3 separate regions of the Homo sapiens genome follow, and all the other regions are linked to region 2. A link is a loop called in an ENCODE intact Hi-C map of the cell type or tissue named here. Cell type or tissue: B cell. All regions are shown on one strand. Region 1 holds the start of SMIM5 (small integral membrane protein 5). Region 2 has its middle 20 kb from the start of MIR3678. Region 3 overlaps CASKIN2 (CASK interacting protein 2).

Region 1 (8,000 bases), 210 kb after region 2:
CTCCAGGGACCTCCCCTCTGGGCCCAGGGAGGGGCTCACTCCCATCCTCATCCAGGAGGCCACAGGGCCGGCTCGGGGGCTCGTGCTCGCCTCCCCGCTCGGGCTGGGGGGCTTGCTCCCTGATCCGAGTTGTCTCCATCAGTTCCGTGGCCGTCTGGAACGGGCAGGAGCCTTTGGGGAAACCAGCTCCCACCCGCTTGGGTTTGAGCTGTAAATGTGAGCAGGAGGAGAGGAGGTTCAGCCCACTAGGCCCCCTTGAGGGCACCGCTGGCTGGAGCAGTAACTCACATTGGGACGGGGCTCTCAGGAGTGTGGGAGGGAAGAGGCAGGCAGGACCCTGGTGGGGAGCCAGGCCTTGGCAAGAGGTGCACCCCTGAGGGCAGAGGGGAAGTGAAGCCTTTCCTGGTCACAGGTCTGGAGGCCACTGGGCCACAGCTCACCGAGTACACATGGGAGGCTGGTGGAATGTCATACTCATTGGGCTCCGGGGGCTCAGCTTGGGCACTGCAGCTCTTGGCACTGCCTCCCATGTCATAGGGCTGCCCATCCTTGGAGGCTCTGTGGATATCGGCCACCTGGGCAGGGATAGGCAGGGAGGCTGTGGCACCCGCCAGCTCCTCCTGACATGCCCCACCTAGCCCTCCTTTTCTACTAGGCACTACAAGTGGGTTTCTGTGGCCAGTGGCCACAGGCAACTGACCACTGGGCAAGTTTTAGGCCTCCCATCCTCACAGGGTTGGCTAGAAACATGTCCAGCCAGTGGAGAATGGAGCTCTACCCCCATAAACTGTCTCTGGGGTGGGCTGGGGAGGGTGAGTTCTGGGCTGCCTGAGCCCAGAGAGCTGGCAGACAGCTTCTGCGTCAGAGTATGGAGGGGCCCCTGCAACGACCCTGGGTCCGCCTGCACCAGGCCCACCTTCTTCAGCACGCTGGCCTTGTAGAGGTTGGCCACCTTGGCGTTCCGGAATGTCTCATGTTCCAGCTCCACGGCCTTGGCCCGGAGGTCAGCTCTGTGGGTGCAAGGTAACAGGCACAAGGTATCAGGTGGGCCTGGGCTTCTCCCTGCTGAGCTCTTGCGGGACTCCAGGCCTGGTGGGGTAGGCCTTGGGCACAGGGATTCTGATTAGGGCTCTCTGAGCACCCTGTGGCTTACTGTCCCTCAGCAGCTGCTGGTAGCACCTAAGTTGTAGCCATGCCTGGCCCTGGTGGGGTTGTAGGGGCAGTCCCCTGGAGTAGGAGAGGTACAATCTGGGGAGAGGTGGCCCAAACAGGCCAGGGTTGACAGGGTCCTGCAGTCTCCAAGGGAACGAGAGCTTGGAGTGCTCCTCAGCCCAGTGATCGTGGAACTCACTCATCAGCGGTACGTGTTGACTGGCGGTTGCTGCTCAGCGCCTCCTCCAGAAGCCGCAGGCAGTGCTCCCGTGCCTGGCACAGGACAGTGAGACTGGTCGCATGGCCTCGCGGCTGGGGGAGGGCCCCGGCGGGTGGCTGAGGAGCTGCCCGTCTCTTACCTTCACAGTCAGCCTGGGGATCCTCCTGCTAGAAGCCTCTTTCAGGGGACAGTTCTCATCTGTGGGGGGGGGGGGTGGTCCTTGGTCCTTTCGCTCCACCTTCTGCGCTCTGAGGTCCCCCACAGCCCGGATGAGAATCCTCCCTCCATGCCCCGGGAAGAGCCCACAAGCCTCCAGGAACATTTCTGTACTGACCTGGGGGTACAAATTCTTCTATCTTGGGGTCTTTGCCCTGGAGGACAACATGAAGGACCCATGAGGCGTCCTGCCCTGCCGCAGGACAGTCCCATCCAGCACCAGAGAAGGGGCTGAGAGGTGCGAGCAGGGGGCCACCAGGGGCCCCACACAGGCCACTGAGTGCCTCCCCTCACCTTGCGCAGCTGCATCTGCTTCTGATAGAAGAGGTTCCACTCCCGCTTGTGGGCCTCATCTCTGCCTTCATCCCCGCTGCCTCCAGAACCTTCGTCATACCTAGGGACAGGCCAGGCGTGAGTGGCCCTGGCCTGGGCTCTGCCCTCCCCATGTGTGCTGCTGCTAGAACGGCAATGTCCCTGATGTCCTACCAGCTCAAGGGGGGATTGCGGCATCGTGCCACCTCTGGTCTGGCCCTGGCGCCAAGGGAATGCCAGGCAATTCCAGCGGGTTGGAGCCCTGGCTTCTCGGCCCCTTACCTGCTGAAGTCCCCGTAGCCCTTGCGGCCTCCCTCATACAGCTCGGGGTCAAAGCCGTTCCCCTGGGAGGGCCCGATGCAGGTCTTGCTCCAGCTGCTGCTGCGCTCCAAGGCCTCCAGCCGCCTCCGCACGGCCGTGGGGTTCTGGCAGTGGTCGCAGCCTTTGGCGCAGGCAGGCAGCGCATCCCCGAAGTACTTGGCAATGGCGGCATGGCGGCACCTGGAGCAGGCAGCACCGCAGAGGTGAGGGGCGGAGAGCCCAGTCGGCCAGCGTCTGTTCACCCGAGCCTGAATCGCTAGCTGAGCGAGCACTGCCGCGTCCGGCACCATGCCGGGAGCCCCACACCCCTCATCTCATCCAAGCTGCACCAGGCATCGTTTGGCTCTCCCCACTACACAGATGAGGACGATAAGGTGAACCAACTTTCCCAAGGTCACGTAACACATGGGGGTCTCCCGGGAAGCAGGATGTGAACCCCACTCTGTCCAGTTACTCCTCTGCTCCTCCCCTCTGTCCTCTGGCAATGGGATGTAGATGCTGGCTCTGCCATGAAGGGTGTCTTTTGGGTGACACACTTCACCTCCTAAAGCCCATGCATTCCCGTCAGTAAGATGGTGCAGAAAGGCACAGCCCTCACGGACTGAGCGAAGATGGCTGAGGTGATGTCTGAAGTGCATTACAGTACAGTCATGCCCCATGGAATGACTGCACAGCCAATGGTGGTCCCCTACGATTCTAACACTGTATTTCTACTGTACTTTTTCTATGCTTATGTGTGCTTAGATATGTGAATACCACTGTGTTACAACTGCATACGGTACTCAGGACAGTAACGTGATGTACAGGTTTGTGGTCTAGGAGCAACAAGCTGTAGCGCATGGCCTGGGTGTGTAGGAGGCTGTGCCGCTTGATATTTTTTTCCTTCTCTTCCCTGGAATTGCTGTTTGATTTCCCTAAGTATACTCTGTGACCGCACAATGACAAGTTAAATTTCTCAAAACGTATTTGCATTGCTAAGGCAGGCACGGCTGTGTAGTAATATGTCCCATCATCAACCCGTGAGGGTGTCACAGGTGGGGCCTTTAGCCAGGGAGACGCAGCCTCGCCTGGAGTCCTCCTCTCGTCTTCCTCTGTCTCAACCCTGCTGCAGCCCTCCTGGGGTGAGCGGCCTCTGCCCATGCTGGGAGCAGGGAGCAGCCTCTGGCTGGCCCACGAGGCTCTGTCGCATCTCTGTTCCCTCTGCATGGGGGTGGCTGTCGACCCTTGGGGCAGCTGCAGAGGCCGCAAGAGGGGCCATAGCTCTCTCAGGCTCCTTATAAACAGCCATTCCTGCCACCAGGAACGTGGCACAGGGTAGGGAAGCCCAAGAGGAGATGCTGGAACACAGGCAGGGCTGTCTGGGGTGCCACATCCCAGGGACAAGAATAGCTGGCATTAACTGCTCTAACTAGAACTCCTCCCAGTGTGAGCACTGCTGCGGCTGCAAGAAGCCCTTTGAGGGGCTGCGACCCCAAGGCGCAGGCTCAAGGATGCAAGGCTGATTGCAACACCCCGGTAAGGAAGCAGGGCCTGGCTGACTTTCTTTTAGCTGAGTGAATGCAGCTCTGAAGCCTGACCTGGGCTGGGACAGCCGAGGCGGCCACCAGAGGGCGCTCCTGCCCCCACTCTGCTCCAATGAGTAAATGCAACAAATGGTTCATCCCCAGGAGTCCGTGCGCCCGCACAGCGGCCGCCTGTCCAGCCTCTGGGAGGCTCTGGCATCCGAGTGGTGTGACCACATGGCTGGCTTCCTCCCCCTGCCCTCCTCAGGCCCTGACTCACTGGGGTTTTGTGCTCGGACTCAAAGAGCTCCATTGACAGCGGGGCTGGGGTCGGTTTCTCTCCACACAGCCTAGCCTGCTGGGAGGCACAACCAGGCAAATGTCACAGGGCCCGGCCCCTGGACTCTGGAGCCCTGCCCTGACAGCTGGGCCAGGAGTGCGGTCACAGCCCCAGCAGAAGGCCCTCACCTCACAAGGAACATGAGGCGCCTTGCCGGGCGCGCAGGCCACTCCCAGGTCACTCAGGATTCCAAGTTCTCCCCCAAGACGCCTTCAGATGCTGAGCGGCACAAGGGCCTCCCCAGGGACTGGTTGCAAAGCCTCCTGCTCAGCTTGAGAGGGCCACCAGCTCCCCACTGTTTACTGTTGTTCCTGAGAGAGGCCAGAGGGAGGGACCAGCCAGGGAGTGGCCAGAGGGACAGAAGGGGTGGCCTTCCTGAGGGCAGGGTGGGTGCCCCAGACCTGAGAGCGCTGCAGGACTCCCCTCCACAGGCTCAGGTGGAGCCTCCCCAGGGTCCTCCTGGCCAGGAAGGCAGAGAGCCGACTTCTTTCTTCAGCTCCCAACCCAGGCCCAGCCCACGGCGTGGGAGTCGGGGAGAGGGAGAGGAGGAGGAAGGAGGAGGAGAGAGGGAGCTTGTCTTGTCCCTGAGCAGCGCTCTCAGGGCAGAGGTGAGGCACCGGGACATGAAGTTGGAGGACAAGTTCCCAAGCAGGGCTTCCTCGGGCTCCCCCTCGCGACGGTAATTTGACACTTGGATCTCCAGGACGACCAACAACAAAAAAGCCAGGCAGAGACAGCAGCTGGCTGTCAGCAGAGGAGCTGGGCTGAGGCGCCCAGGGGAGCAGCGGCGCCCACGAAGGAAGTACGAGGACAGCACGTGGAGGCTCCGCGCTGGGGCACTGCTGCTCAGCCCCCAACACCTGAGCTCCCAGGTGAGTGGCAATGGCCACAGAAGAAGGGGGGACAGGGAGGGAGCAGCAAGGGTCCCCTGCCCCCAGGGTGAAGGGCCACAGTCTACCATAAACACGGAGAGGTCTTCGGGGACATGCTGGGTCGCTTCCCTGCAGGGAAGTCAGCCAGCCTCCTGCACACACCTGCACTCTCCCTGCTGCTGGGACCCTGCACTAGGGGAGGGCTGGGGGCTCTGCTCAGAGCGCCTCCTGCTCCGCCTGCTGTGCAGCAGAGGGGCCCCGAGGGCCTGCTTATTCTGCAAGTTCATTTCAGCTCTTTTATTCAGGGGGCTTAAAAGAGGGATTTGGCTGTCCAGCTTGGGAGAGAATGGCTGCCGGCCTGCTGAGCCTCCCTTTTTCCCAGGATTAGGGCAGAGCCCTGTCGAGGTCAGCGCAGGGTCTGCCCAGCCAGCATGCGGCGCCCCCAGGATGCAGCAGGACTCTGCCCATCTGTGTCCTTTCAGGGGCTTGGCCCACTCACTGCTGGTGTTCTCAGCTCACGGCTCAGCCTGGGTCCTCCTCCCTGGGCCCATCTAGAACCCCATAAACTCCTAGATCTCCCTCTGGTGATGAGCCTTGAACACCAAACCAGGAACCTGGAGGACTGACTTTCAACTCAGGCTCAGGTGGGCAGAAGGTCACAGAAGTGAGGCTGGGAGGGACCACGCTGGCAACCGGGACCTCTGCTGTGCCACCGTGATGCACAGGCTGACATGACACCACCCCTAAGGAAGCAGGACCCGGCTGTTTGGTTCTTTGGGGAACACTGAGAGCAGCCCTCCTGGGCAGGGCCCGTGAGCCGAGGCTGCCTACTCCTCCTGCCGCCCTGTCCTCAAGCCAGCGTTAAAGCCACCACCCCCCATATGTTTTCCTCAAAGCAAACAAGCTGGCATCTAGTGAGAAACAAAAACAATGACCCAGGGAAATGTGGAAACCAAGGACTAGCCCAAGTGTTCTCAGCTCAGCAGAGGCTGGGGGCTTCGGCTGGGGCTGGTGTCTGGGGAGACAAGCTCCTGCGGTGTTGGGAGGCGCACAGTAGGGAAGAGTCAGGCCAGGTCGGGGTCGGGGCACAGCGGTGAGCCTGGAGACCCCAGTGGCTGTCACTCACAAGACGCCCCAGGCAGGCAGGTGGGGATCCCTGTCCTGCATCCACAGGACACGAGTGGACAGGGTCTCTCCAACACAGTCCCTGAACCAGGACGGAGGGTGAATGAACAGCCAGCTTCTGTAGCTGCAGAAAGAGCGCCTACTGTTTCTAACACCAGCAGCAGAAAGCGCTTCCTCCCGCCCTGGGTGGCTACAGGAGCAGGGCCTGCCAGGGGTTCAAGCACCACTTTCTACTTCCAGTTGGAGCCAGGGCAAAAAGGGGAGTCACCCAAAGGCTCAGTGCCACAAATAGGGGCATCCCCCCCGGCTGCTCAGGCACAGGACCCTGCAAATCTCCCACAAGTGTCAGTTATGCCTCCTTCTAGGTGGACCTCAAACGAGATAATGCCCAACAGGGCAAGGGTGACTAAAACCCACCATGACGAAACAACAGGGCAGAGCAAGCAGCCCTCTGGGGCCCCGCGCTGCCAACACACCTCGCTTATCAGTCTCAAACACGCCGCCTGCTGCCAGCCCTTCCTCGTGAGGCGCCTGGGGTTGGAGTATCAGCTCTGCGAGGAGGAAACAGGGAAGCTTCGGGACCAAGTGGCAGCTGTCTGGCCTGCGGGATGCCTGCCTGTTGCAAGGCTCCGTGTGCCAGGAGATGCCACATAAAGGAATGCTTCCCATCCCTCCGGCTCTGCCAGCCTTCTCTGCCCTGAGTGTTTCCCCTGTGCTGACCGCTACTGCAGCCAGGGCACACCCTCTGAAGGCTCCAAGCAGGGCTGGCTGGGCAGCCTGGGCAGCAGGAGGGCCTGGTGGCAGCTGGGCTACACTCCCTCTTAAGGCCAGAGGGAGCCACCACTTGCTCTGGCAGCCACTCAGGAACCCCTGAGGACCCTGAGAAGCCTCCAACCAAGGCACTACTGAGCGTGGGGTTGGGAGGGACTCTGGTTGCCCTGGTTCGCAGGTGGGCACTACCAAGCGTGGGGTTGGGAGGGACTGGTTGCCCTGGTTCGCAGGTGGGAAGTGTGGTTTTGGAAGGAGTTGGGTGAACCTGAGATAGAAAGACGGGAAAAATATGGGATCATCAGTAGCCCTCCTGGGCTTCCCTGCCTTCCTCCTGCCAAACCTAGGAAGGGAAAGGGGAGGAGAGGTGGCCAGCCTCAGAGCTCCCATGTTCCCCTCGCCACAGCTGGGAACACTAAGGTTCCCTTAGGAGCAGCGGCTGGGGCACATGCCACACAGTCACCTGACGGCTGCTGGTTATATTGGGCACCAAGTGTCAGGCACTCCTTGGCCTGGCTTTAAATAGCCCGCTGGGAAGACCACCTGGGGACCGGCTGGAATGCGCCTCCTCCTCTTTAGAGAACAGGACCCCTCAGCTCCCCCACCTGCGCCATGAAGGTTCAGTCGCGGGTTTACGCTCCAAATGACAAGATATCAACTGCAAAACAAAGGGGGTCCCGGGGTTCCTCTCCAGCTCTCTGGGGGCAGAACAGCCACGTCCAACGGTCCTACTTCTGCTCACTGTGTGACAGGATACCGTGAGTACCCCTGGGTCAGACCCTGGGGCTGGGTGAGGCTGGCCATGCCTGGCTGGCAAATTCAGCTTCCAGTCAGCCCCCTAGGGAAGCCCTGGGCGCAAAGCTATGACACTGTCCACAGCCGCAGCCTGCTGCTGCTGGGAACTGACACTTTTCCCCGCTGGAGGCCGGGGTCCACCCGGCATGAGTCTGCAGCTCTCCCACTTTGCAGCCCCTGGAGGAGGCTGGCCAGAGCTTCTCAGCAACAAACCCCACTTTTCCTGCACCAGTAAATTCAGCCTCAGTCCAACCTTCCTCCTCCCTGTTCTGGTGAGCACAGCCCCAGGTCTCTCGCTCACAAGGAAAAGTGCCCCCTGCAATCTCTCCCTGGGTCTCTGGGTGTGGCACAAGCGAAAAAGCTCTCCCTGCCCGCTC
Region 2 (8,000 bases):
TTTTATTTTTAGAAACAGGGTCTTACTATGTCGCTCAGGCTGGTCTTGCAATCCTCCCATCTCAGCTTCCTGTGTAGCTGGAATTACAGGCATGAGCTACCACACCCTCAACATCAGTATTTTAATAGACTATGGAATTGCTGAATTAGTACATTTTCTTTCACTCATTCATTCAACAAACACATACTGAATGTGCATTATGAGCCAGGCACACCACCAGGCACTAGGGATGCATGAGTGAATTAAAAAGGACAGGGTTGGGCCAGGGCGCAGTGACTCACGCCTGTAATCTCAGCACTTTGGGAGGCCGAGGCGGGTGGATCCCTTGAGCTCAAGAGTTTGGGACCAGCCTGGGCAACATGGTGAAACCCCATCTCTACTAAAATTACAAAAATTAGCCAAGTATGGTGGTGCGTACCTGTAGTTGCAGCTACTCAGGAGGCCAAGGTAGGAGGACTGCCTGAGCCCTGGAAGTCAAGGCTGCAGTGAGCCAAAATTGTACCACTGCACTCCAGCCTGGGCAACAGAGTAAGACCCTGTCTAATAAATAAATAAATAAAAGGACAGGGTTCCTGCCCTCTTGGAGCTTACAATCACATGAGGAAAGGTGAGCAACAAGCAACAAGCCAGTAAACAAATATGATTTAATTACGATTTTTTTTTGAGATGGAGTCTTGCTGTGTGGCCCAGGCTGCAGTGCAATGGCACAATCTCAGCTCACTGCAACCTCCGCCTCCTGGGTTCAAGTGATTCTCCTGCCTCAGCCTCCTGAGTAGCTGGGACTACAGGCACCCGTCACCATACCCAGCTAATTTTTGTATTTTTAGTACAGACGGGGGTCTCACCAGCTTGGCCAGGCTGGTCTCGAACTCCTGACTTCAGGTGATCCACCCACCACGGCCTCCCAAAGTGCTGGGATTACAAGGGTGAGCCACCGCGCTTGGCCTAATTACAAATTTAGAAGCCTGTTTCAACTATCTAAGTGGACTTGAACCAAGAAGGGGGATTAGAGATCCACCTTGATCTCCGTTGGAGGCATTGGAGATGCCGTGGGATGGGTGGACTTGAGATATTACTGTAGGGAGAAAACACAGGTGGCAGGGTTGGAAATGAGAGGTGAGTGAGAGTGAGAAGCAGGACGACATCCAGGTTTACAGCTTGAGCACTAGAGGACCAACCCGAGAGACACAGTGAAATAAGAACAGGATTTAATGTAGGAGAGACGGTTCCAGTGCCAACCAGCCGGTTCCCAGTGCTGAGTGAGGAATCTGTGACATGTCTTGTCACTTGTTTGTGACTTAATTTCTTCATCTGGAAAAGTGTTGATAATAATATATCTCAAAACAGGCCGGGCACGGTGTCTCATGCTTGTAATCCCAGCACTTTGGGAGGCTGAGGAGGGTGGATCACTTGAGGTCAGGAGTTTGACACCAGCCTGGCCAACATGGTGCCAACATGGTGCAACCCCGTCTCTACTACAAATACAAAAAAATTAGCCAGGCGTGGTGGTCGGCGCCTGTAATTTCAGCTACTTGGGAGGTTGAGGCAGGAGAATCCCTTGAACCTAGGAGGCGGAGGTTGCAGTGGGCTGAGATCATGCCAATGCACTCCAGCCTAGGCAACAGAGTGAGACTTCATCTCAAAATAGTAATAATAATAATATATCTCAAAACAGAGTTGACATGAAAATGAAACAAAATAAGACAATGCGTATTGGCTGGGTGTGGTGGCTCACACCTGTAATCCCAGCACTTTGGGAGGTCAAAGCAGGAGGATCTCTTGAGCCCAGAAATTTGACACCAGTCTGGGCAACACAATGAGATCCCGTTTCTCTTAAAAAAAAAAAAAAAAGATTATTTCTTTTTCTTTTCCTTTTTTTTTTTTTTTTGGAGACGGAGTCTCGCCCTGTCTCCCAGGCTGGAGTGCAATGGTGCAATCTTGGCTCACTGCGAGCTCCGCCTCCCAGGTTCACGCCATTCTCCTGCCTCAGCCTCCTGAGTAGCTGGGACTACAGGCGCCCGCCAAAACGCCTGGCTAATTTTTTTGTATTTTTAGTAGAGACGGGGTTTCACCATGTTAGCCAGGATGGTCTCGATCTCCTGACCTCGTGATCCGCCCGCCTCGGCCTCCCAAAGTGCTGGGAATATAGGCGTGAGCCACAGCACCCGGCCAAGTGTTGTAAAATGTTTCTTAATTGACTGGGCGTGGTGGCTCACACCTGTAATCCCAGCACTTTGGGAGGCTGAAACCTGCAGATCATCTGAGTTTGGGAGTTCAAGACCAGCTTGACCAATATGGAGAAACCCCGTCTCAACTAAAAATACAAAATTAGCCAGGCATGGTGGCACACGCCTGTAATCCCAGCTACTTGGGAGGCTGAGGCAGGAGAGTCAGTTGAAGCCGGGAGGTGGAGGTTGCGGTGAGCTGAGATTGCACCATTGCACCCCAGCCTGGGCAACAAGAGCGAAACTCCATCTCAAAAAAAAAATTTTTTTTTCTTAATTTTTACCTTTTAGACATTCTCCTCTCAATTTTCCCTTTCTTCGTCTTAACAATTCCACTTGGATCCACCGTTGTCATAGTTATTAAAAGCTTCTCAGACTGTATCTTTTAGCTGTTCTCTCCTGAGCATACCTGTATTGCCAGTCACCCAATGATCTCAAAACGCTTTGTAGATTACGACCATTATTTATTTTATTCTTCTTATTTTTTTTTTGAGACAGGGTCTCCCTCTGTCACCTGCCTTACCCTCCTTAGTAGCTGGGACTACAGGTGGGCACCACCACACCACACCCTGCTAATTTTTGTATTTTTAGTAGAGACTGGGTTTCTCCATGTTGCCCAGACTGGTCTTGAACTCCTGGGCTCAAGGGATCTGCCCACCTTGGCTTCCCAAAGTGTTGAGATTACAGGTGTGAGCCACTGTGCCCAGTGCCTTAAAGCTTTATAGAAAAAATAATGGCAGGCCGGGCACAGTGGCTCACACCTGTAATCCCAGCACTTTGGGAGGCCAAGGCAGGCAGGTCACCTGAGGTCAGGAGTTCGAGACCAGCCTCGCCAATGTGGAGAAACCCCGTCTCTACTAAAAATACAAAATTAGCCGGGTGTGGTGGCACATGCCTGTAATCCCAGCTACTCGGGAGGCTGAAGCAGGAGAATCACTTGAACCCGGGATGCGGAGGTTGCGGTAAGCCGAGATGGCGCCACTGCACTCCAGCCTGGGCAACAAGAATGAAACTCTGTCTCACAAAAAAAGAAAAGAAAAGAAAAGAAAAAATAATGGTCCGGAGCGGTGGCTCACACCTGTAATCCTAGCACTTTGGGAGGCCGAAGTGGGCAGATCACAAGATCAGGAGTTCGAGATCAGCCTGATCAACATGGTAAAACCCCGTCTCTACTAAAAATACAAAAATTAGCTGGATATGGTGGCAGGCCCCTGTAATCCCTGCTACTCGGGAGGCTGAGGCAGGAGAATCACTTGAACCTGGGAGGAGGAGCTGCAGTGAGCCGAGATCGCACCACTGCACTCCAGCCTGGGCAACGCAGTGAGACTCCGTCTTAAAAAAAAAGAAAGAAAGAAAGAAAAAAAATGTCTTAGGGCCCCTTTACAGAGAAAACATGCCACTCCAGCCTGTAGCTAAGCAGGTGTACCCCTGGTGGACAAGTGACTTACCCAGGACGATCACTGCCGAGGCCAGGATTTGGGAACATTCAAATGTAACTCGGTGGTTTCACATTTTACATGAAAGCATACTTCACGGTTTTAATTAGCAAGTGGAATAACTTCTACTTGCTCATGTTGTCAGCCCTACGTGTTGCCATCAACCACAGGGTAATTAGTGAGGGAAAGGATCAAGCGGCTTCTGTTGTGACAAAGAGTGCAGCATTTGTAGGTGATCCTTACCTAGGCTGGAAAATCGGGTACTTCCCTTGGTTGCCATTAGATGTCACTCGAGACAGGCAGGCATTTCCTCAGAGGTGGTTGTAGAACTAACTAACTGTAAAGGAATGCAGTCCTTTGGCTCCAAAAATGGATTCGACCTTGCTGCCCGGACTCGCCGCACTAGAAGTGCCAGGAAACGTTGTTTGATGGAGCGTGGAGGAAATATCCTGTTGCACCATATGTAATGGAAACCCTATTTCCCTGGAACCAAAACAGAATTCACGACCCAACAAGACTGCTCTCTCCCTCCCCCGCCAACCCCTAAATCTTTGTTAACCACAAGTTTCTTTTCTTTCTTTTTTTTTTGAGACCGAGTCTCGCTCTGTCACCCAGGCTGGAGTGCAGTGGCGCGATCTTGGCTCACCGTAAGCTCCGCCTCCTGGGTTCAAGCCATTCTCCTGCCTCAGCCTCCCGAGTAGCTGGGATTACAGGCGCCCACCACCACGCCCGGCTAATTTTTTTGTATTTTTAGTAGAGACGGGGTTTCACCGTTGTAGCCAGGATGGTCTTGATCTCCTGACCTCGTGATCCGCCGGCCTTGGCCTCCCAAAGTGCTGGGATTACATGCGTGAGCCACTGCGCCCGGCCAACCACAAGTTTCAATTCTTTGTGGTTACAAAAGAACAGAAATAATGTTTTCCCATTTACTTAATAAACTCAGAAGCTGCATTTTCTCTGCCTTCTATGAAACATATCTTCCCTTTCTACTAGACTCTTTTTTGGTTTTATGGCTCAAGGGCAGAAAGTTGTGGAATTTATTCTCTTTTCACTTCTAAAACATTTTCAGACTTAGATTGCTCAGTGGCAAAGTCTGATGTCTTCCTCTCTGGTTAGGATCCTGAATGTATGGACATTTTGTCTTAGGAGCAAAAATGAAATAATGCACACAGTGTGTTTAGCTCAGAGTCTAACCCTCAGCAAGCTCTTAAATGTAAGCTACAGCTGGGCACAGTGGCTCATGCCTGTAATCCCAGCACTTTGGGAGGAGGCCGAGGTGGGCGGATCACTTGAGGGCAGGAGTTCGAGACCAGCCTGGCCAACATGATGAAACCCTGTCTCTACTAAAAATACAAAAATTAGCCATGCGTGGTGGCAGGCACCTGTAATCCCAGCTACTTGGGAGGCTGAGGCAGGAGAATTGCTTGAACCCGGAAGGTGGAGATTGCAGTGAGCCGAGATTGCACCGTTGCACTACAGCCTGGGCAACAGAGCGAGACTCAGTCTCAAATGAAAAAAAAGTAAGCTACTACTACTACTGCTATTATTATTGTATGTCTGGATCATGACAGTAAGATAATTGCCAGTTAGAACCTAGAGGAACAAGATTGGTTGCAAGGATGCAAGCCTGCCCCAAGCCCCCACCCCCAAGGCATCTGGGCACCCTGAACCAGGCTGTCACCGGGAACAACCCCCTCTCCGAGCAATCTGACCACAGGAGAAGGTGAAGTAACGTGGCATAATGAAAACCAATAGTTTTGGTGGTAACAGACACTGTTTACTGGCTGTGTTTTATATGACAATACAGCTAAGGGTTTTTTTTTTTTTTTTTTTTTTTGAGATGGAGTCTCGCTGTGTCGCCCAGGCTGGAGTGCAATGGCGCAATCTCAGCTCACTGCAAGCTCCGCCTCCCAGGTTCACGCCATTCTCCTGCCTCAGCCTCCCGAATAGCTGGGACTACAGGCACCTGCCACCACGCCCGGCTAATTTTTTGTATTTTTAGTAGAGACGGGGTTTCACCGTGTTAGCCAGGATGGTCTTCATCTCCTGAGCTCGTCATCCACCCGCCTCGGCCTCCCAAAGTGCTGGGATTTACAGGCGTGAGCCACCGTGCCCGGCCTGGGTTTTAATTGGCAACTAGAATGTCCACTCTATTAAGCCTGTCTTTAACCCTTCTTATTACAAGCAATTAAATTAGGAGGAGAACTAACTCGTACAGAATACTGACTATGTTTTCGGGCCCTGTGCTGGACACTTGGCATAATTTCTCAACTAACTTCTGCAAACCTCAGAGTCCTCATCTATAATAATGTAAGGTGTGTGAGAAATAATTGATAATGTCCATTTTCCTGCTTTCTAGAGGCTTGTTTCATTTGCAAACAGGATAGGAGTGCTTGCATATCAATTCTAATGCTTCTGCTTTTCCAATCCTTTCTCTTTTTTGGCCTAGCTGAGTGTTTTATGAGACTTCACTCAGTCACAAAGCCCCCGGAAGTTTACCAATACTGCCTCTGTTCTGAGCTCCAAAGAAATCAAGCAACTTGCTTCCAAGTTCTGCTGGCAGCTTCTCTGGGGCTAACAATCAACCCGTTCCTGAATCTTTGGCCCTGCTCAAGAAATCAAATCTCCATCCTCTCCCAAATTAACATGAGCATTTGGTCTTTAGGAAAATTAAATCTCTATAAGTATCCTGAGCTAAGATCAATATAAATACCAGAACTGCCTAGCAACCAGAACGGATTACTCATTCTCTCTGATATTTAGCTGTGTCAGATGGGGAAAACCTTTTGCTTTATATAGCTGCGCTTACGTACACCCAGGCTGAAGATGAATCAGGGAAGCCGCTCCAAATGCAAGGGAAGTGAAAATAGAGTGAAAGACAGGAGGGATCCTTCCTGATATTCTGTGCAGAGAAAATTCTTCACCAGATTCCGTCCTGGTTTGGAGGCCATGAAAGGAGGGGCCTGAACCACAGGCCTCCGTGTAACTGAGGAGTTAGAAATTGAACACAAATAGAGGCCGGGCACAGTGGCTCACGCCTGTAATCCCAGCACTTTTGGAGGCTGAGGTGGGCGGATCACTTGAGGCCAGGAGTTTGAGATCAGCCTGGCCAACATGGCGAAACCCTGTATCTACTAAAAATACGAAAATTAGCCAGGTGTGGTGGTGCGCGTGTGTAATCCCAGCTACTTGGGAGGCTGAGGCATGAGAATTGCTTGGACCCGGGAGGCGGAGTTTGCAGTGAGCTGAGACCATGCCACTGCACTCCAGCCTGGGTGACACAGTGAGACTCCGTCTCAAAAAAAAAAAAAAAAAAAAAAAGAAAGAAAGAAAGAAATTAAACACAAATAGAAGATGAAAGAATTTGAACGTGCTTTCATTTAGTTTTAAAGGGACAAAGGCTTAGTGAACATCTTAAAGTACAAACTGTGATGAAAGACAACCACTGTTGCTTTCCCTATTTATTGGAAACCAGACAAATTCTAGCTTAGCAAATTCAGGTTAGATCAAGTGGGACCTTTTTGACGTGAGTTAAATACTGGAATGTGTTACTGAGGCTGCAGAATATCTTTCAGTTGCGGTGATTAGGTACCTGTTTTTTTGGCATAAGGTCGGAGGCAAGGCAGTGAACTCTCTAAGCTCTCTAAATATATTTAATATATTATATCTAAGCTCTGTAAATCTATAATAATACATAGTGGCCAGATGTGGTGGCTCATGCCTGTAATCCCAGCACTTTGGGAGGCTGAGGTAGGAGGATCGCTTGAGCCCAGGAGTTTGAGACCAGCCTGGGCAACATGGCGAAACCCTGTCTCTACAAAAAGTAGAAAAATTAGCCAGGCATGGTGGTGCCTGTGGTCCTAGCTACTTGGGAGGCTAAAGTAGGAGGATCATTTGAGCCCGGGAGGCGGAGGTTTCAGCGAGCCGAGATCATGTCACTGGACTCCAGCCTGGGTGACAAAGTGAGACCCTGTCTCGAAAAATAAATAAATAAATAAACATAGTTACCCTATTAACAGTGTGGCACAAATAGCCCTGTTTATCCAATAAACAGGTGTGCCTAGGACTTCAACAAGTTTAAATTTGTCAAGTCGATCATAGATAAATATAAGATCTGTACATTTTACAGAACAGAAGCTGGACTCCAGCAGCCAGGGGGAGAATGCAGGAAGGAATCCTTGCTCTTTTCACATAGCCTCTGATCATTGTCTCTTCCACACTGTCCTTGGGACTCTCTAGCAGCTGAAGGCAAAGCTATGTGACCCCAAGTATGTCTGTCCAGGAGGGAAGAAAAGCATCTAAACCCTAGGGGAATGTCGGCAATGTGGGCTTGGCAAAT
Region 3 (8,000 bases), 78 kb after region 2:
TTCTAAGGTGGGCTGCCCCACAAGAGCTGTGGTGCCCACAGCCGCGGGCTGAGTGGGAAGGGGCCCTGCTAGGAGGGGCACTTCAGCCTGACCAGCCCTTGGCCCGTCCCTAGGGTGGCAGGGGCCTCTTCTGTGCTGGGGCAAAGGCAGTGGACTTCGGCAGGTCACAGTGGGCACTGCTGGAGGGCTCAGTCCAGCATGGCGTCCAGCTGGTCAGCCAGGGCGTCGAACATGGTGCTGATGTCATCCAGAATGTGCTTGGTGGAGGCGCTGGGGGTGCTGCAGCAAGGGGAAGGATGCGGTCAGATCAGCCAGTGGCCTGCACCCCACTGGCCCTGGGGCAGGGAGCTGTCATAGCTCCCAGAGGCTCAGGGAGGCAAGGGACCGGCCAGGCTCCTGTGCCTCTTAAATGGTAGCCACCAGGATTCCCTGATCTAGGTGATTTCAACACCTGGCCTCTTATCCCGTTAGTGCCTGCAATGTCCCCCTCCAACATCCCCATGATCCCTGGGCAGAGGATGCAGGGAGCACTGTTTCTCTGCAGCCTTCTCTCCCTCCCCATCCGGCCCCCCTCACCCCTCTTGCTCCTTGGTGCCAATGCTCTTCTCTGCGGCTCTCAGTGCAGCTGCCAGGGACGAGCTGGTCTGCTCCAGTCTCTGCTGGGCCTGGCCTGGGCCCACAGTCCCAGTGCTCTCAGGCCGTGGAGGAGGCACTGGGCGGGGGCCGAGCCGGGGCGCTAGCTTAGGGCCAGAAAATGCCAGCTGGGTGCAGGCCACCGACACAGGCTTGGGGGCTGTTCCTGCAGAGACAAAAAGGTTGGCTTGGGACTTGGCTGGGTCAGACACAACCCTGCCAGCAGTGACTCTCCCACAGGCCTCCCCTCTTACCTGCTCCGGGCACCTTGAGGAGGGCAGCAGGGGCGGCCGGGGGTTCTGTCTCCCCATTCCACCGACTAGCTGCTGAGCTTTCCAGACCTGGCCCTGGGCAGGGCGGCACTGGAGGCTGCATGGCGGGGCTGGGAGCAAGGGGGGTTGGAACTCCTTGGGCTGGAAGGCTGCTGGGCTCGGGCTGGGGAAGGCTAGAAGCTGGAGGAGACTCGCCAGGAGTTGGGGAAGGCAGTGGGGCAGCGGGGCCAGGCGTGGCACTGGCCACTCCGAAGGCCAGCAGTGCGGTCTGCAGTGGCTCTCTCTCCCGGCACTTGGGCCTCCGCTTAACAGTGTCTGATTCCGTGAGGTTGAAATCGAGGCCGGGGGGCACGGGTGTCTCTCGGGGCGGGGGGCCAGCGGGCTTCGGGCGCTGTTTGATGGTCAGGTTCCCTTCCTCTGCAAACGGCAGCCCTTCCCCAGAGCTGCCCCGAGATGGGGGCGTCCCCTCAGGGCCTGGCTCCTCCTCCTCCGTGTCTGACGCGGGCCCAGCCGGGGCAGGTGGGCCAGGGGGCTCTGAGGGGCCAGCAGGTTCACTCAGTGTTCGCCTTCGGGGCCCTGTGGCCCCTTCCTTGGGCCCTGGGCTCTCATCTAGTGGAGGTGGCTCCGGGCTGGGGCCAGAGACGGAGCTGAGGCGCTTGGGGGGCGGGGGCGGGGGGCCTTTGCGCCGGGCCCGCAGGGCAAAGGACTGGCTGCGAGGAGTCCCCCGAGCTGGGGTTGGGGTCACACTAGGACTGGTCCGGACAAGGGCACTGCGTCCTGGCCGCCGGGTAAGGGTAGCATAACTGCCTAGGGTGCTGCCCACTGGCCCTTCGGCCTCCCCCTCAGCATCCCCCTCTGTGGGGCCAGGGCGGCTTAGGCTGTGGGACCGGCGCTTAGGTCGAGGCGGGTCTGGGGGAGTGGCAGGGGGCCCGGCCAAGTAGGAGAAGGCCCAGGGTGCGCCAGGAGGTGGCCCTGGGGCCGGGCTAGAGGGTGAGCCCTGGGGGTACATAAAAACATAGGGTGGGGGTCCTTGGCCAGGAAGTGAAGAACAAAGCTTAGGGGGCCGCTCTGTGCCCTCTGGGAGGTTCCTCTCCTGGGGGGGGCTGGGATCTCCACCGCTGGGCTGTGGGGCAGGCTGTTCCTGTGAGTGGCCAGACCCCCGTGAGCGTGCCCCGATGCTCTCCTGGCTGGGAGAGCGGGCAGGTGGGAGGGGGAGTGGTTCAGGGCCACCCCCTGCCATGGCCGCCTGTAGCTCTGGGCTTAGTTCGCTGCCCTGGAAGGTGAGGAGCCGTGGGCCAGCTGTAGCTGGGCCTTCTCCGTTCTCCAGTCCCTCGATGGCCATCAGCTCCGGACCCTTGGCCAGCCGGCGCCCGCCTTCGCTGAGGGCCTCCCCCTGCAGCAGGCCCCGCCGAAGCTCCGCCAGCCGCTTCACCCCCAGCATGAGCTTCTTCTGATGCCCTGAGATGGGGGACGGAAGTGGCAAGGTTAGCTGGGGCTGGGGTTGTCCTGGTCACCGCTGGGCCCCATACTGTCTTCTCTTGGAGACCCCGGAGGCAGGTGGGGGCCCAGCCAGGCCTCAGGACAGTCCTTACCGAGCTTGTTGACCCCAATCTCCTGCAGCTCCTCCCAGGTGAGGTCGGCCACCAGCCCCATGGAGTCGTAGCCGCTGCTCACCAGCTGCTTGTGGTACTGTGGCAGCCCCAGTGCACACAGCCACTCCAGCAGGTCCGTCTGGAAGAGCACCGTCCTCAGAACAACTCCCAGCCAGCCTCCGCCCCCAGCCAGAGGAGAAAAGGCACCGCAAAGCCACAGCTGAGGGTGACAGCACGTGCCCCACTCCCCAGCCACCCTTGATGGCTCACTGGGATGTAGCTGGGCAGCCACTCGGCGATGCTGAGCTGAGCGATCTCTGAGGCGATCTTCTTCCTGTGCCCAGGCTTGGTCACCCCGATGGCCGTCAGGTCCTGCCACACAAAGTCTGGCCATCAGGCCCCTCCCCCGCCTGCTGGGCCCTCCCCCGCCCGCTGGGTGCTGCTTCCCGGCTGCAGCACCCACCTCAGGTGTCATGCGGCTGATGGTAGGCACATCATAGCCGGCCTGCAGAAAGTGGGCAGTGTAGCCCTCCAGCTGGAACTCGCTTAGCCAGTTATGAATGGCCTGCGCGTCCTGCGGGGTGGGGGAAGGGGGCAGAATTAGCAGGAGCTGGACCAAGGCCCTAGCCCCCACCAGGGGCTCAGGACCTGCCTGAGCGGGGCTTCAGTCCATACAGAGGCTCTTGCCTCTACCCTGCCCTACCCACCCCGAGGCCCACAGTGCACCCCGTGGAGGTCACACCTTCCCCCCCGAGGCCCACGGTGCACCCCGTGGAGGTCACACCTTCCCCCCCGAGGCCCACGGTGCACCCCGTGGAGGTCACACCTTCCCCTCCAGCAGCTGTTCTGGCCGCACGTCCTGGGTGAAGATCTGCTCCCCAGAGCGGCAGTTGGCCAGAGGGCGGTGGCTCAGGTTGTCTTCAAGGAGAGAGAAAAATGGAATGGAAAGGTGGCAGGAGGAAGGGGTGCCCACCCTCGGCCTCCTTACTTGCACCTCTCCTAGCCAACCCAGGTCCCCTGACCCTTCCTACCTGCCAGGGACGGCGGGTGGAGTCCTGGCAGCACCTGGTCCTCTCCAGCAGAGGGCAGTGGCTGGAGGAGACAGGGCAGGAGCCAACTCAGCATTTGGGGAACTGGCAGTGGGGAGTGAGCCCTGACCTGGTCCGTGACCCCATCATCCTACCTGGGCGTTCTCAATCAGGAGGCCAGGGCCATGGCCATTAGTGCCCTCAGAGCTCTGCCCGCTGCCGGCACTGCGGATGCTGCCCACGCTGCCCTCACTGCCCACACTATTCCTGTCACCTGCTGTGGGGGGCAGAAGCCAAGGGGTCAGAGTCCCAAGTGTCGCTCTGACAGCTGTCTGGCAGCTTGCCCAGGCCACACGCCCACACAGTGCCCAGCACTGCCCCCTGGGAGGATGTACCTGGGCTGTCTGGGCTGAGGCCCACCCGAGGAAGCTGGCTGTAGGTAAGAGGGTGCGGGGGTTCTTCGGCAGGAGGCTGCGGTGTCCGGGAGAAGCCTGGGCGCAGGGGGGTGGGTGCGGAGGGGAGGCGGGCTGCAGGGATGCCCACCCGCTTGCTGACCACCTCGACAATGCCCGGGGGGAAGTAGCCTATGCGGTCTGTGCCCCTCTGGCTCTCGTGGATGTGGCCCTTCCAGCGGCCGTCGGGATGCTGTTCTAGCACCTGCGGCCAGGGGTGGGGGGCGGGGACGGTCACTCCCAGCACCAGGCAAGTGGCAAACGGTTGTCCCTGCAGCTGCGGTCCGGCAACCCTGGTCCAGCTCTTTCCCTACCCCTAAGGAGCTGGCCTCTGATGCCCACACTGGCCCAAGTTCCGCCCCTGCTGCCAGCAGCCAGCTCAATCTCCCCTGTGCCTCCAGGGCGAGCCCCAGTGGCAGCCCGTGGTCAAATCACAGCTCCACTACTTGCTAGCTGTGTGACCTTGGGCAAGTCACTTGAATTTCTCTTGATTTTATTTTGTTTAATTCTCAATTTTGTCATCTGTAAAGAAGAAATGCTAACAGCACTGCCTTCCCTGGCTTTAAGAAGAATTAAATGAGGGTGCATATAGAGACCTCAGAGCAGAACGTGGTAACATAGCAGGTGCCCAAATAAGTAACAGCAATCATTTGTATTTGCAAAGGAATGCCTGCTTGGGGTCCCTCACCGTGATGACATCCCCTGCCCGGACATTGAGAGCAGTGGGATCGTGGAGGTTCCAGAAATCCTTGAGCGCTCGGACCTTCAGGATCCCTGAGGCCTCTAAGAAAACGGGGTGGGGGACAGGTGTCATCTAAGGGTCCTTAGGGCATCTTCCCACCCCTCATGCCCTTGACAACCCTCCCCCAGGGACGTCCACTCCCCCTCCACATCCTGGTACCACTTGAGCGGCCCCAGGCCCCCTGGGCAGGGTATCCTCCCCCGCACTCACCCCGCAGTAGCTGCTTGATTTCCCGGCTGGCCTGGGAGGTGGTGAACTGATTCACTATGTCCAGCGCCGTCTGGTTATACGTATTCCGGATGTTCACGTCCACACCTCCCTGGGTGCACAGTGTCACATGAGCACACGCTAAGCACTTTGACACCCCTCACCCGATTCTCTCAGCTACCCGGGACATAGGTACTATTACCATTTTCCGATTTTACAGATGAGGACATAGAGGCTCAGGGACTCAGTCAAGGACAAGCTCAAGTTCACTCAGCTAGTAAGAGGCAGATCTGGGGTGCCAATCAGGTTGGTCTGCCCCCGATCCATCTGCACCGCCTCGGCACCATTCAGAAGGAAGTCAGGCCTCTTTCCTGACGCCCATGCAAAAACCACGCTGGAGTCCTCCGTCCCGTACCTCCCCAGCCAGTCAGGGGCACAGGGCAGAGGCTCCATGGACACCTGCGAGGGAGCAGGGGCCCATACCCACCTCCAGAAGCAGCCGCACCACCTCGGTCTTGCCATACAGTGCGGCCTCGTGGAGCGCCGTACCCGTCTTGGTCTGGCGGTTGATCTCGATCCCAGCTCTCAGGAGCTGCCTGCAGTGGACGGGGGGAGTCACGGGGGAGGTGGCGTAGGAGGGGGTGCTGACTGCTGGGGGCCTGGGAGATGGAGAGCCCGGGTGAAAAGGGCAGTGGGGGAGAGCACTGAGGGGCACCGATGGTCCCGCAGGCAGGTGATGAGGAAGCGAGGGGACCCCAAGGGTACCTGATGACTTCTCTGTGGCCATTCTTGGCAGCCAAGTGCAGGGGCGTGGTGTAGTTGGGGTCACACGGGTCTTTGGCCTCACCCTCCAGCAGTGCCACACATAAGTGGCTGTTCAGAAGCAGCTGGGCCACCTGCAGCACCCAGTGCCCAGTTAGAGCCTCCTCCTGAGACCCTGTAGATGTCCAGGACCCAGCACCCCAAGGCTGCAGGCCTCACCTTGAGTCGGCCAAATTCACAGGCCAGGTCCAGGGGCGTCTTCTTGGCCTTGTTGACCAGGCATGGGTTGGACTGATGCTGGAGGAGCATTTCTGACTGGGGTTGGGGGAGCCGAGTGAGGGGGCCTGGCCTGTCCGGCACCCCACCCTGCCCTGCGCCACGCCCCTGTGGGCAGCCTCACGTACCACCTCATAATGTCCATACTGTGCAGCCAGGTGCAGGGGGATCTGTCCGTCCAGCGAGGCGGCATTGACAGCCGCAGAGGCGCGCAGCAGCAGCCTCACAGGCTCCAGCCGGCCCTGCCAGGCTGCGTAGTGCAGCGGGCGCATGCCTGGCAGGAGGAAAGGGTTTCTGAGGGAGGTCCTGGGACGGCGTTGGGGGTGGAGAGGAACTGAGCAGAGTACGGAGCCAGCCCAGCTGGGAGGGCAGAGAGCCCACGGGGATGCAATGCTGGCTCTATCCAGGTGTGCTTAGGAAGAGGTTCGGCTCGACAGGGCTGAAGCCAGAGTCCTGCTGTGCCCACTGTGGATCATGATGACCCCAGGACAGCAACAACACCTCGCTGAGCCTCAACCTACTCATCTGAATAATGGGATGTTAGTACCACTCGCCTATGCAAGAAGGCTGTGAAGAGTAAACGGGGAAAAGCCACTTGCAAGCCCAGAGACGCTGTGCTAGCATCTATTAGCATTGCTACGTTGTCATAGGAGCAAGCTCTGGTCCCAGGGTCTGGGTAGGGCCCCTACCTGCCCAGGGTGGGGGTCGGGGGCACATGGGGGTCTCACCATTGCTGTCCTTGATGTCAACAGTGGCCTGAGCCTCTAGCAGCAAGGCTATGAGCTCCAGGCTGCCCCCCAAAGCAGCGTGGTGGAGGGCAGAGAATCTGATGTGGGAGGACACAAAGTTAGGGGTGTTGGTGGGCAGCCCCCACCCCCAAATCCTGGTCTTCCATACCCGAACCTATCCTGGGGGCTGGCAGGGATGGGTTACTGGCCCCCCCAACCCCAGCAGCCCTGCCGTGGGAGCGCAGTGGCTGAGCCACAGCATGAAAGGGCTCAGTGTCTGCACTGAGAGGCCCGTTTGTCTCGCCCCCCCGCCTCCCAGCTGGCCCAGGGGAGGGGGCCGTGGGAGCAGGAGCCTGAGGGCTCCTACCCTCCAGGGAGAAAAGGGGGCCCCAAAGGAATCTGACCCCAGGAGGCCCTGCGGAGAGGCACCAGGGCCCCTCCCCTCACTCAGGGCTAACTCCACGGGCGGGCGGGTGCCCCCTCCCTCCAGCCCAGGGACAGGGCCCACAGCTCGCAGCAAATACACTTCCAGGGCCAAGTCTGAGAGGGAAAGGGACCCTGGGCCTCAGGATCTTTCCCTCCAGCCCCACCCCTGGGGCTCTACTGCCCCCACCCAGCAGCTCTGCAGAGGGACAGGGGCTCCCACTCACCCATCAGCATCCTGGTAGTTCACGTTGAGCCTCTTTGTGGAGCCCAGGAGCTCTAGGGGTCAGGATAGGAGGTGTCAGGGCCATCAGATGACTGCCCTCACTCAGCATCCCTCCCCCCACCTGTCACAGCCCGGCTGACCTCTTGGCGTGCAGGAAAGCACCTGCCCCATGGCCTTCCGCCTGTCCCGTCCCTGTGGCTCCCCACCCTGGCCCACCGGCCCAGCAGCATGAGGGCAGTGAGGGCAGGATGCTGCTGCGGCAGTGGGCTGGCTTCCCCTCGCCCCAGTCCCGCTTGTTTATAGAGCCAAAGAGGGCGGGGGGTGGGACTGGCACGATGTGCCCTCAGTGGACAGGCCCACGGTGTGCATGGTTAGCATTCCTGCCTGAATGGGCCAGGCAGCGAGTCATGTTGTCCTACTGGGCCGAGGGGTGGGGAGAGAGAAGGAAAGAGGCACTAGGTATTCAAGGGCAGGCCACGATGCCCAGTCCTGGGGCATCCCAGAGGAAGGTGACATTAGACAGACCTCTACCCAACACTGGCTCTGCCAGGCACCAGCTGTGTGACTGTGACAAGTCATTTAACCTCCCATGCTCAGTGTCCTCAACTGTAAAATGAGCTGATCAGAACCTGCTCACGGGGGCTGTGAGTACAGTGCCT

What was found. Hi-C counts contacts between places; a loop is a spot of excess contacts. Peaks named below come from ENCODE experiments on the same cell type or tissue, not always from the same donor. Only the 100,000 strongest peaks of a DNase experiment are listed, where the experiment ranks them.
Region 1: it touches region 2 in a loop (28-fold over the local background); 14 of 110 quality-filtered maps call a loop at or near these places.
Region 3: it touches region 2 in a loop (10-fold over the local background); 98 of 110 quality-filtered maps call a loop at or near these places.

Annotation. Positions count from the first base shown.
Region 1 is chr17:75,629,268-75,637,267 of GRCh38, forward strand. RECQL5 (RecQ like helicase 5) reads right to left here. Exons shown (of 20, transcript NM_004259.7): 9 at 2,183-2,401; 10 at 1,883-1,982; 11 at 1,707-1,743; 12 at 1,512-1,570; 13 at 1,352-1,425; 14 at 917-1,010; 15 at 441-575; 16 at 1-208. It overlaps SMIM5 (small integral membrane protein 5), which reads left to right and starts at 4,167. Exons shown (of 3, transcript NM_001162995.3): 1 at 4,167-4,935. RefSeq lists enhancers at 3,239-3,919, 3,920-4,599. In B cell, CTCF peaks have their summits at 3,816 (motif pointing right), 4,021 and 4,767; DNase peaks (open chromatin) are centred at 3,834 and 4,734.
Region 2 is chr17:75,422,545-75,430,544 of GRCh38, forward strand. No RefSeq gene overlaps it. Among named protein-coding and RNA genes, the nearest start is that of MIR3678, 20 kb to the left of the region's middle. RefSeq lists an enhancer at 4,201-4,260. In B cell, a CTCF peak has its summit at 3,961 (motif pointing right); a DNase peak (open chromatin) is centred at 3,957; H3K4me3 peaks cover 460 bases; H3K27ac peaks cover 465 bases.
Region 3 is chr17:75,500,892-75,508,891 of GRCh38, forward strand. CASKIN2 (CASK interacting protein 2) reads right to left here. Exons shown (of 20, transcript NM_020753.5): 3 at 7,343-7,394; 4 at 6,693-6,790; 5 at 6,093-6,238; 6 at 5,908-6,003; 7 at 5,692-5,822; 8 at 5,414-5,522; 9 at 4,930-5,038; 10 at 4,666-4,760; 11 at 3,921-4,182; 12 at 3,681-3,802; 13 at 3,529-3,589; 14 at 3,324-3,415; 15 at 2,961-3,071; 16 at 2,768-2,869; 4 more. The coding sequence ends at 189. Among named protein-coding and RNA genes, the nearest start is that of MIR6785, 6.3 kb to the left of the region's middle. RefSeq lists an enhancer at 3,669-3,808. In B cell, CTCF peaks have their summits at 3,604 (motif pointing right) and 3,803; a DNase peak (open chromatin) is centred at 3,590.